Linked DNA regions of Homo sapiens: regions 1, 2 and 3 are each linked to region 4. A link is a contact called in ENCODE Hi-C or POLR2A ChIA-PET data. All regions are on one chromosome and are shown on one strand. The core of a region is the stretch at or near the end of the contact, and the rest is flanking DNA. Distances in the headings are between cores, read along the strand shown. Region 1 has its middle 870 kb from the start of HULC. Region 2 has its middle 830 kb from the start of HULC. Region 3 has its middle 640 kb from the start of TFAP2A-AS2. Region 4 overlaps LINC00518 (long intergenic non-protein coding RNA 518).

What was found. A loop is a pair of places that touch in the nucleus more often than their neighbours do. ChIA-PET counts read pairs that join two places held with the same protein, here RNA polymerase II (POLR2A). Pooled maps may share reads with other maps.
Region 1: a pooled map shows a loop between it and region 4 (2.5-fold over the local background). The contact joins two enhancer-like sites. A Hi-C loop is called at or near these places in 13 of 168 maps with a recorded cell type or tissue (CD14-positive monocyte, Calu3, GM12878 and 8 more), 1 of 37 single-sample maps with no recorded cell type and 10 of 50 pooled maps. POLR2A ChIA-PET finds 5 or more read pairs at or near these places in 7 of 52 experiments (BJ, GM12878, HEK293T and 4 more).
Region 2: a loop to region 4 is called in a pooled map, with 3 times the contacts of the local background. The contact joins two enhancer-like sites. A Hi-C loop is called at or near these places in 2 of 50 pooled maps. POLR2A ChIA-PET finds 5 or more read pairs at or near these places in 4 of 52 experiments (BJ, MCF 10A, PC-9 and 1 more).
Region 3: a pooled map shows a loop between it and region 4 (4-fold over the local background). The contact joins two enhancer-like sites. A Hi-C loop is called at or near these places in 2 of 50 pooled maps. POLR2A ChIA-PET finds 5 or more read pairs at or near these places in 4 of 52 experiments (A549, GM10248, MCF 10A and 1 more).

What each region holds. Positions count from the first base shown.
Region 1 is chr6:9,519,623-9,522,322 of GRCh38, reverse strand. No RefSeq gene overlaps it. Among named protein-coding and RNA genes, the nearest start is that of HULC, 870 kb to the right of the region's middle. RefSeq lists enhancers at 1,436-1,485, 1,892-1,971. Within about 2 kb of position 1,407, at least 3 of the 41 ENCODE cell types and tissues checked have a DNase peak (open chromatin) inside an H3K27ac peak, as active enhancers do.
Region 2 is chr6:9,480,856-9,483,729 of GRCh38, reverse strand. No RefSeq gene overlaps it. Among named protein-coding and RNA genes, the nearest start is that of HULC, 830 kb to the right of the region's middle. Within about 2 kb of position 1,514, at least 5 of the 41 ENCODE cell types and tissues checked have a DNase peak (open chromatin) inside an H3K27ac peak, as active enhancers do.
Region 3 is chr6:9,764,873-9,767,723 of GRCh38, reverse strand. It overlaps the pseudogene OFCC1. Among named protein-coding and RNA genes, the nearest start is that of TFAP2A-AS2, 640 kb to the left of the region's middle. Within about 2 kb of position 1,388, at least 2 of the 41 ENCODE cell types and tissues checked have a DNase peak (open chromatin) inside an H3K27ac peak, as active enhancers do.
Region 4 is chr6:10,428,434-10,431,133 of GRCh38, reverse strand. LINC00518 (long intergenic non-protein coding RNA 518) reads left to right here. Exons shown (of 3, transcript NR_027793.1): 3 at 821-2,700. Among named protein-coding and RNA genes, the nearest start is that of MIR5689HG, 4.5 kb to the left of the region's middle. Within about 2 kb of position 1,358, at least 4 of the 41 ENCODE cell types and tissues checked have a DNase peak (open chromatin) inside an H3K27ac peak, as active enhancers do.

The DNA of each region.
Region 1 (2,700 bases), core at 158-2,657, 910 kb after region 4:
ATTATCTTAGATTGTGTTGGAGAGAGCTTTCTAATGAACAAAGAACATTTTCAAATGTTCAAATGTTGTGTAAATTCAAATGTTGTGTAATAAATATTATGATGACGGTAGGCCTGAGATTCTACAGGGCTGTGTACACAGGCAAGGCCACTGATCTAGACCGTTAGGGACACTGTGACCATGTGACCTACAGGAAGAGTTGTATTTGCATAAATTAAAGTAATTGCTGAAGACGAATCCTTAACAATGTAAGAGGAGGCACTAGAAATGACCCACAAAAGAGTCACATAAAATATCTGCCAAGTTCAAGAACCAATGCAATTTCCCAACAATATTAATCTAATAAGACGTTTTGCTCTTCTCCCTTCTGCCCAAACTTCTCCCTCTCTCCCATTCTGGAGGGTCCGAAACCAAGCTCGGTGGGATGGAGAAGAGGAGGTAATGTATAAGGCAGGGGAGGGGAGAGTAACCAGCCCTCTTACTACACAGGCCTGGGCTGGACAATGGCAAGAAGCCCTTACTTATTAAATTTGAGGATGGTACCACTATGTGGAGATGATCTTTTTAATCACTGAACAGAAACTGATTTCATTATTTGCCTGTAAGCAGAAAAACCAGAGGACTTGTCAAAAATTGCATCCAAGCATAGGGGAAAAACAAGCCCCATATAATACACATGAAAGATCAAAATAAAATCCTTCTTTGATTATCCTGCAAGTTATGTTTCTTTGGTGTAACATTTATACATGTAAAATGGGATTAATAATATAATAATAATAGTTACCTGGGATGGTTGTTGTGATAATCAAGAGAGACAATATGTGTCAAAAGATGACATACACCTGGCTTAAAGAAAGTATTTGCTGCTATTTTAATAGTCTTCCTGTTGTAACTTTATCATGCAAAATCACGTGAGTGGGCTGGAGAACTGAATAGATTAGTAAAGGGGAAAAACAAATTATGAAGAAGAGACAGAAATGGAAAACCCCACTGATTTGCCGATTATGTGCAGTGCATAGGGAAAGCCCACAAGGTGAGAGGCTGAGAATGGCTATGGGGGAGATAGGAATCAAATCATCGTTACCCAGAGGCTGCAAGAGGTTTTCACATCAGGCCTCCAAGACCAAATTGTCACACAGGTCACTACCTTGGGCCTGAGAAGTCAGTTTATCTGCCTGGTCTTTTGTTTATTTATTCAGCTAAAATCTTTGATATTTTCTGTGGAAGTCTGTGAGACAGAATCATGGCAGTCAGAAGAGAAACAAGTTATCCTGTTAAAAAGGTATTCTTTATTAAGTTTAAAAATTTCCCCCAATAGTTCATTGAATGACTCACTTTCCGAGGATTTTTTCATGAATATGTGGTATTTAAGGATGTGACTCATATTCTTAGCAACGTTGTAAATTTGACACATTAAGACAAACGGTTGAGACACATACAGAACAATAATGGGCTACTAATGCAGGAAAAAAATCTTTGAAATCAAGATGAGACTTCTGTTTATATGGTGATATGCCTGGATTTCATATTAGCCCATGTTTTATATTTGAGCCGAAATGTTAAAATCCAATCACCATAATGTTCTGAGCTACATGTTTCCAAAACAGCTGATATGGTTTGGATATTTGTCCCCTCCAAATCTCACATTGAAATGTGACCAATGTTGGAGGCAGTCCTTGTGGGAGGTGTTTGGTTCATGGGGGAGGATCCCTCATGAATGGCTTGGTGCTGTCCCCGCAGTAATAAGTGAGTTCTCGCTCTGTTTGTTCACGGGAGAGCTGGTTCTTTAAACAGCCTGTCATCTCCCTTTTGCTTCCTCTCTCGTCATGTGATATGCTGGCTCCCCCTTTGCCTTCCACCATGATTGTAAGTTACTTAAGCCTCATCAGAAGCCAAGCAGATGCTGGTGCCATGCTTGTATGGTCTGCAGAACTGTCAGCCAAATAAACCTCTTTTCTTTATAAATTACTCAGTCTCAGGGATTCCTTTATAGCAATGCAAAACAGACTAAAACAGTAGCTGATCAATTCACTTCACATTTCAATTTCAATTTTTTGAAATTCAATTTTTATTTCGATTTTTTCTCCCACTTTCATAAAATAGTTAACTGAATTCTGTATGGAATTCCTAGGATGCTTTCATGCCATTTGGACACAATCAAGCATCCATCATGTCCATTAGATTTTTAGTTCAATTACCAAAAGGACATTTTCCTCCTCAACATAAACTTGGGTGTATGAGACCCTTAGAAAGTAACTTCATTGTGTTGATCTTAATCTCATAATGCAGTTTACCTTTCTCCCAAGGAGCAGTGTACTTATTACAGAAGAAAGCTATTTCCAGTATCTCTCCCTGTGTGTGGTGGGTGTTACATTTATAGCAAAGATCTACAAATAAGGTTTCAGTATTTATGTTTGCTGTTCTGCTATACTGTTTTCTATTGATCTGTTTTTACTAAGACTGATGGTAAGGGCTATGGGATATAGAAGTTATTTTGAATTTCTGTTTAGATAAAATATATCAGTGCATTTAGTCATCATTGGAAATATATGTCCAAATGGGTTTAGTCGATGTTTAGAGGCTAAAATTTTCATGCAGAAGAAATTAATCATCTTTGTAAGAACTTAGAGTTAGTAAAGTTAGCATAATCTGAATGTCATATACTTGATGATATTTAAAAGAGAATAGATTGAAGTAAGA
Region 2 (2,874 bases), core at 265-2,764, 950 kb after region 4:
CTTAAGATGAACATTTTATCTAGTCTAACAATCAATGCAGATTGTTTCAGAATCCATTCTGCTGCCACAATTGGTAGTATGTGAGAAGAGGGCATAGCATGGTCACATTTGGCTGCCATGAATAAGTCTGGCTTAAATTCCTTGTCTAAGGAAATCACCTTGAGCAAAATGCATGAATATGTCTGGCACAAAAAAATTATAGAAAAGAAAACTAGAAACAATTGTCTTTTAGCTCATAACATTATCCAATACTACAACCTTGTTCCTTAATTAAAGTTGCCAGTGTTCAGAACAATTATAACAGAATTATTATAACAATTATAATAGATAATTGATGTATTTAGCACTCAATGGATTCCATTATTCAGTGCCTTAAGCTACCAACTGGGACATGGGACAGTTCATCGGATAATTTTGGTTATCTCCATTCAGCTGTGTGGATGTTAGGGGTCAGAATAAGTGAAACAGTTTGGCTCATCTAGAGTTTAGAATTTTTTTTTAATTCTGTAAGTTTCACTTCTAAGAATCCTTTTCCAGTAACTTTATGTAACTTATGAAAAATTGCTAGAAAACTACTAAAATCAGGATTAAAATACTTACATGATTATTAAAAGTAATGATCCTTTATGTAATTAAGCACCTTCATCGCTGTGTATTGACACCATCCAATAGAATGTATTGCTTTACTTTGTTTAAATAATACAGTTAATACAGATTCTTTATGTAGCACATGTGAAACACAAGACACATCAAAGATGCTCTAAATAAATCTGCTTTCTCACACTTCTGAGTCATGTCAAATTGGATAAAGTGAGAATGAGACTGTATAATTCATTGTGCAAACTGGTTCAATTTCAGAGTGAAATTGATAATGACTTCAGGAAAATCACATACACTAGGACTGTTTGAGGCAAATGAGGCCAGTTCTAGGAAAGCTAGAACTTTCTTCCAAAACATGTATAGTTTTCCCCTTTTCCTCCTTGTCATGTCTTTTTGATGATGCAGGCTACATTTGTACTTAGAATTTTCTCAAGTTATGTTGATGATTCTGTGCTATTTTCTTCATCCCCTGTGATAAAAATCAAGCATTAATAGGTGGCTGGTGGGGATTCGGGTTATAGACTGTGACAGCGTGAGTGCCTGCAGCCCAAGCAGCAATCACACTCTCAACCTCATTGTCAGTTGCAACTGACTCTCATTAAACGAACTAACTGTTCACTCTAGCAGCACTTCACAACTTTACATGATATTTTATGATTAAGCTTCTCTAAACACAGCTACGTATTGTAACCTCCAACTTTAAAGGGAGACACAGGGAGAAGTTGATGTTATACTGAATAAAAGCCAAAAAGTCTATGAGCTTTGTTTTTCTTTTCTAGAAGCTTTGTTACCAAAGCTTCTAGATCTCTATGCAAAGACTTCCACTGGGTCCTGAACACCAAATGTCAATGAGTCATGATGACTAATACTAGGTGGTGTTTATGCTTTGGCCTCTTTGCTGTATCCTGTAGGCTGGCAGAAATCAGGCCAACTGAGTAATTGCTATAATGCATTCCCTTTTCATAATATCTGCACTGAATCTTTGTTGCTTCGCACTTCAGTTTGCATTCCAGCATTCTTTCATGCCAAGCCTGGTGATTACTTTGAGTCCCTGAGCTACAGGCATAATTATCTCTCAAGAAGACATTGGGGACTCTTGAGAGGAAGCCCGAGGAAGATGGAGAGAAGAATACTAGATGAAGGATTAAGGTATTTCTTAGGTGGAGTAAGTAGCAGTGGGGAAGAGGAGTAGGTGATGTTCATTTGCCAAGTATTTAGAGAGTCGGGGACCTGATACTTAAGCTTTAATGTTGACCAGAGGTATGGTCAACAGAGCTATTTAAAAAGTTAAATAGCTGAATATCTCTCTATTCATGGCCTAGAGAAGCTTTGTTATTTAGATTTAGATGTTACTTTGTTTTAATTCAATTACAAATGATCATGTTTGTCGATCAGTTTACTCATGATTTGTCCTAGTTTTGAGGGAAGATCAGATTCCCAGATGTCCTCAAAGATCGCTTTCACTGATAACAGTGAGCAATTATGCTATCCCTAAAACTTCCATAAGGAGTACTCTATGGCCTTTGAAACCACATCATTGACTAAGTGAAACAATAGAGTTTCTGTAGCCCAAGAGAGCAAAGCAGAGTTCATTTAGCTACAAACGACCATTGAATGGCACTAGAGATAAAGAAAAAAGTATATCACACGAAAAATAAATAAATAAATGATAAGATGTTAGGTCAGTATGATTTCATGATCATTGCAGAAAAGTAAACAAAAACCGTTTGATTATTTACATTTCTGGCTTGCTTCAGTAATGTGTCATCTAGTCCCAGTTCTGTTTATAGGAAACATTGCTTTTGTAATAACATGCTTATAATGAACAATAAAATCCATGAAAAAGGATTTCATTGCAGAATAAACTTGTAGATTCAATACCCTCAGAAGCATTCTCCGCAATAGCATCTCAGAAACAAAATTATGCTGGGTTTTTTAACAAGCCACTTAACGTATTTATCTTCCAAGGCATTGGGGAAAAAATCAGGAACCAATCATTTTCTATTTTACTACAGGGTAATTTATTACTTACTATGCTAAGTGTTACCTATCTTTTCCCAGTAAAACTAAAAATAGGACTGTCTCTCAAACATTGACATATACGATTAGGCTAATACAGTAATGTGTGTGCTTTTTATTATAAACTAAGTTACTGTAATCCAGAATACAGTTTGTGTATGGCAAACAGATAAGGACCATATGACTGTGGGGTGACAGAGTAGGGTTTTGTATTTAGAACAGACATTGCATCTGTAAAGCTTTCTTTTCAGAAAT
Region 3 (2,851 bases), core at 139-2,638, 660 kb after region 4:
CCTGCCCATCTATATGGTCCCCTAGAGGTTTGAGCAGCGGGGCACTGAAGAAGCAAGCCACATCCCCATTGCATGCCCTGCAAGGGGACAAGGGAACCTTTCCTGTTTCCTAACAAACAAACAAAAAAAAGCATGAAAGAGTGGGCAATGGATCTTCTCAGAGGTAAGGAGTACAGAATTTTGCAATGGTGGTGTCCATCAATGGTGGTGAGGAGGAATGACAGTGGCCATGTGACATGAAGAGTGACCTTGGAAAGAAGAGATGGTACCTAGTCAAAGTCATTCATACCTACCCATGGCCTCCCTGCCCACCCCAAGATCTATTCCTGAAATTCTTTTTCCACTGGGGATTTATCTGATTTGGTTCTCAGAATTTACTTTCACTCTTCCATCCTGGAACCACCATCGGAAAACATGGTATCAGCTCAAGTTTCCTGTGCCCAGTCACATTTTTTAGAACTCCCATTGATCTTAACTTAGAACTCTAAATGCTTTCACCAGTGCTTTCCTGATGCTGCCAGAGTGTGGTATTCAGGCCAAAGAGTGAGTTGTTTTCCAGATTAAGAGAAGCAGGGTCTGTGACTGAGAAGCATCAGGCATAAAGGGAAGCTACAGAGCTCAAAGACAAGAAACACGCATGGCTCTCCTAGAAAGAAAACATGTACAAGAGATGCTATTTGCTAGTAAGAAAAAGGCATGCTCCCTATTCTTCAGAAACTCTGTGATAGTCTCTAAGGGGAGTAGTGACATACTTGTTAGATTAGATTCAATAAAATAACTTCCAGAACAGAGGTTTTAGGTGCTTACTTTGATGTATGTAGATGAGTGATATGGTTTGGCTATGTTCCCACCCAAATCTCATCTTAAATTGTAGTTCCCATAATCCCCATGTGTTGTGGGAGGGACGAGCTGGAGATAATTGAATCATGGGGGCAGTTTCCCCCTTCCTGTCCTCCCGATAGTGAGTTAGTTCTCATGAGATCTGGTGGTTTTCTAAGGGGGTTCCCCCTTCACTGAGTACTCATTCATTCTCCTTTTTGCCACCCTGTGAAGAAGGATGTGTTTGCTTCCCCTTCTGTCCTGATTGTAAGTTTCCTGAGGCCTCCCTGGCCATGCTGAACCGTGAGTCAATTAAATCTCTTTCCTTTATAAATTATCCAGTCTTGGGTAGTATATTTGTAGCAACGTGGGAACAGACTAATGCAATGAGAGGGCTGGAGCTTCTGGTGAGTCATATGCTAAGTTCTTAGTTCTTATTCGGGGTTCACCAGGGCTGGAGGAAAAGCTTCATTAAGCCCTCAGGCTCCCAGCTCTTCCATTTCTCCTGTTTTCCAGGCCTTCTCTGATGACTCAGCTCCCTGTTGCCCTTTGGGAATGACCTTTCAGAGTCTAGAATATGCAGTGTCACAATGCGGTTATTATCTTATGTGTTAAGTTAAAAGGCTGAAGGGTTTCCCAGGATCTCAGAGCTTCAGTTCCTGATTGATCCTTTAAGATGCTTTACTCTCAGGCACTATGCCTTCAGTTGGTGTCCTCTGATGCTCTAAGAAGGCCAGATGCTGGCAATTACAGCTCCTGGGGCCAAATCCTGTTCTCCCTCTGCGTTTGTAAATAAAGTTTAATTGGAACTCAGACACATTCATTTGGTTATGTGTTGTCTTTGGCTGTTTTCCTCTGCAATGGCAGAATTACGTCCTTGAGACAAAGACAGTGTGGCCCACAAAACCTAAATTATTTACTATTTGGGTCTTTCCCAAAAAAGTTTGCCCACCTCTGCTCAACACTGACTTAAATGCTTCTCCGCTGCTCTCTCGTGATGCCACTCACAGTACTTTTAAATTTTAAAAGTCATTTATTTTCTAATTGACAAGTAAAAAATGTATATATTTATGGTGTATAACGTGATGCTTTGAATTATGTATACTTTTTGTAATTGTTAAGTCAAAGTATTTAACATATGCATTTCCTCTCATAATTATGTTTTTCTTGTGGGAACACTCTCTTACTAATTTTCAAGTATACAATATATTGCTATTAATTGTAGTCACCATCTTGTACCATAGGACTTTTGCACTTATTCTTCTTGTCCAACTGAAATTTTGTATCCTTTGACCTACAACATTCCAACCTCCCCATTCCTCGGCCTCTGGTAATCATACTTCTACTCTCTGCTTCTGTAGGCTCAACTTTTTAGATTCCACATATAAATAAGATCATGCAGTACTTCTCTTTCTGTGCCTAGTTTATTTCACTTAACATAATGTCCTTCATGTTCATCTGTGTTGTCACAAATAACAGAACTTTCTTCTCCTGTAAGGCTAAATAGTATTTCAGTTGTGTTTATATGCTGTATTTTTTATCCATTCATCCATCAATGGACATGTAGGATGCTTGTGTATCTTGGCTATTGTGAATAATGCTGCAATAAATATGGGAACACTCGCATTATTTTAAAGATATTTGTATGCTTGTTTCCCTCTCCACGCTGAGCTCCTTATGCATTTTGGTCATGCTAAATCACTAAACCACTTTCAAGGCTTCATTTCTTGAAACAACCATTTTATTTGCTCACAATTCTGAGGGCTGGGAATTCAGGCAAGACATAATGGAAAGCTCTTCTTTTGGTCAAAATAAGTCTCAAGGCTAGCAAGAGAAGGAATAGACTTCCCTCTTGATGCAGGAGTGGAAAGGTGATATTGCAAAAGGGCATGTTGGAATGGAAGATATTGTGTGGCCATCTTTAGAAACAGTCCACAACATTTTGCTTCATTCATTTCTGTGGGCACAGTTCCTCTCATAGGGTTCAAATAGTTGCTGAACGAAACAAGTTAAAGGAACCAAAAAGGTGTAG
Region 4 (2,700 bases), core at 109-2,608:
CACAGAGAGAAGGTAAATAATGGGTTCATGATTTAGGTAAGAATACACAAATATTTTTCACACTATAAATCTGTTTTCTATTCAGTTAAATATTAGACCATCTGGTAATGGAGAAAATGTTTGAAAATCCACCTAGTTAACCTAAAAGTTTGCATTTCCTGCCTTTGGGGCTTTGAATTTTTAAGTTACATGTCTTCGTAGATGGTGATCAGGATAAAACTAATATCTCTCTTAGATGAATCAAAATTCACCCCCTTGGGCAAGGGAGGGACCCAGCCTTTCTTTAAACATGTGGTTGCCTGAGAGTTGAACAAAACTGGAATAGGGAGAGAATGGCTTTGCCATGCTGATCATGGTATTGTGGAGATTTAAGAACTAGTGGCCAGGCGAGGTGGCTCACGCCTGTAATCCCAGCATTGTGAGAGGCCAAGGCAGGTGGATCACTTGAGGCCAGGATTTCGAGACCAGCCCGGCCAACATGATGACCCTGTTTTTACTAAAAATACAAAAATTAGCCGAGTGTGGTGGTGTGTGCCTGTAGTCCCAACTGAGGCATGAGACTTGCTTCAACCCAGGAGGCGGGGGTTGCAGTGAGCCGAGATTGTGCCACTGCACTCCAGCCTGGGTGACAGAGTGAGACTCTGTCTCAAAAAAAAAAAAAAAAAAAACTAGTCAGAGCTGTTGAGGTGTTGAGGCACCTGCTACTGATACACACTATAAACGTGGAAGATGATTTTCATTTTTGTAGTCATGAGCAGGATACTGTATAATGTATAATTGTTGGACATTAAAGAAAACAAACTCCTTCTTGTCTCCTTAGGCTCAGAGCCACTCAGACATTGGGAAGCAAGTTTGTCAAGATGACAGAGAACCGAGGTAATGGATTCGAGTGATGAAACAGGAAGTTCATTCATGAGTTTTTGGCCACACCTCCAAAGTGACGACTTAGCCAGAAATGGGATAACTGGGTTTCCCTACTTCTCTTTTATCATCCTCAATGAGAGTGACCAAATATTAGAGCTAGATGGAACCTTAGTGAAAATCTGGCTACTCGTCCCGTCCCACCAGCCTGCCACCCATTTCAAGTTTGAAGAGACAAAGACACATGGACCTTATGTAATTACTGGGGATTACCCCAGGAGTCTGTGGCAAAAGTCAGCTTCTTCCCTCCCTGCTTCCCCGCCCTGTCTCTGGTACTTTCTACCAACACTGGGCTGTTTCTGTGATCACACTTAAGCGTACCTAACCTGCGAATGCTGTATAGAAGGTGCTAATGAACATGATTTAGCTTTAACACTCAGTTTTCTAAAGGGACACGTGGGGGCAGCAAATGTTTAGGCAAAAACAATTCCAGTTCTAGCCTCTACTGTCTACATATGTGTATACATTTGGGAAACGTTTGGGAAAGGGATATTTGAGAGCTTCTTTTTCTTTTTTGTGGTTTAGTTATTTGATGATATTGAGATTGTTTCTGAGCCATGTGCTTCAACATCGGATTGGGGATTTCAGAAAAAGTTTTAGTCACTGTGATTCCATTTAGCTTCCAAATGTGTCTCTGCTAAGAGACTTAAAAGCACTCATAAATAGCACGTGTGTCTTCTTTGCAGTGTTTGCTAATTTTGAGTCACATCTTTTTAGAAAATCATGAGATTTGGTGTCACAGAGACTGGAATAAATATAGTCAAACTTATTGGTGAAGATTTCCTTTAGCTGTTTTCATAATCCATTTCCATTGTTATGATTATTGATGAATAAAACATTTTCTTTAGGTAGATACTTCTTTTTTCCCCCCACCTTGATTTAATGTTTCCACTCTTATTGTCAAGTTTCTTATTACTCCCTAATAACTCTCAATAAAATAATGATTCCTGGGAGATTATTCCTGCTTTCCTACTATCACCTGTTGATTTGAAAAGACAGAACAATACCGTAGAAGCTTCACTAATACATTGAAAGATAAAATGATAATACTAAATACTAAAATATGAAAAGTGATACTAAAAGTGGAGTCCTGGCACTAGTATTTTTTTTTTTGAGTCTTTAAATTTTATTTATTTATTTTTGAATTTTTTAAAATTATATGTTATGTTCTGGGATACATGTGCAGAACGTGCAGGTTTGTTACATAGGTATACAGGTCTGGCACTAGTATTTTGTTGCCACAAAATATCAAGCATGTATCCAAACTGCTCAAGACACATTAAAGACACAGGTAATCTGTAGGCATATTCAGGCTTGTAGTTTGCATTTTTTGGTTTTCTTGTGGCTTTCAGTGCAAGTTGAGGTAATTCATGGGAAACAGTCACCAAAGAAGTGCCAGTATTAGAAATCCAAGAGCCATTTCTCTAGCTTCTTCCAGAATCAAGACTTTAGAGGTAATTTCTATCAACACTGGACATTTCCTGTCTGCAATTAACAATGAACACATAGCATTATGTTTAATTGCAACCTGTTTAAAGCAGATTGGATGCTAAGGTTTAAGAACACTCTTCAGTCAAAAAGGTCTTTTAATCAGGTTTTTAATCTTGAGCACAATCTAGGACACAGCATCATAGACTAACTCATTCGAGAATAGGTGTTGTCATCTAATCCTAACCACCCCCACCACCAACAAGCTGAATAGCTCTGGGCTCAGTATATACATTTGTACTGGGCTCAGTACACACACCTAAGCTGGGTTCAGTATATGCCACTTTATAG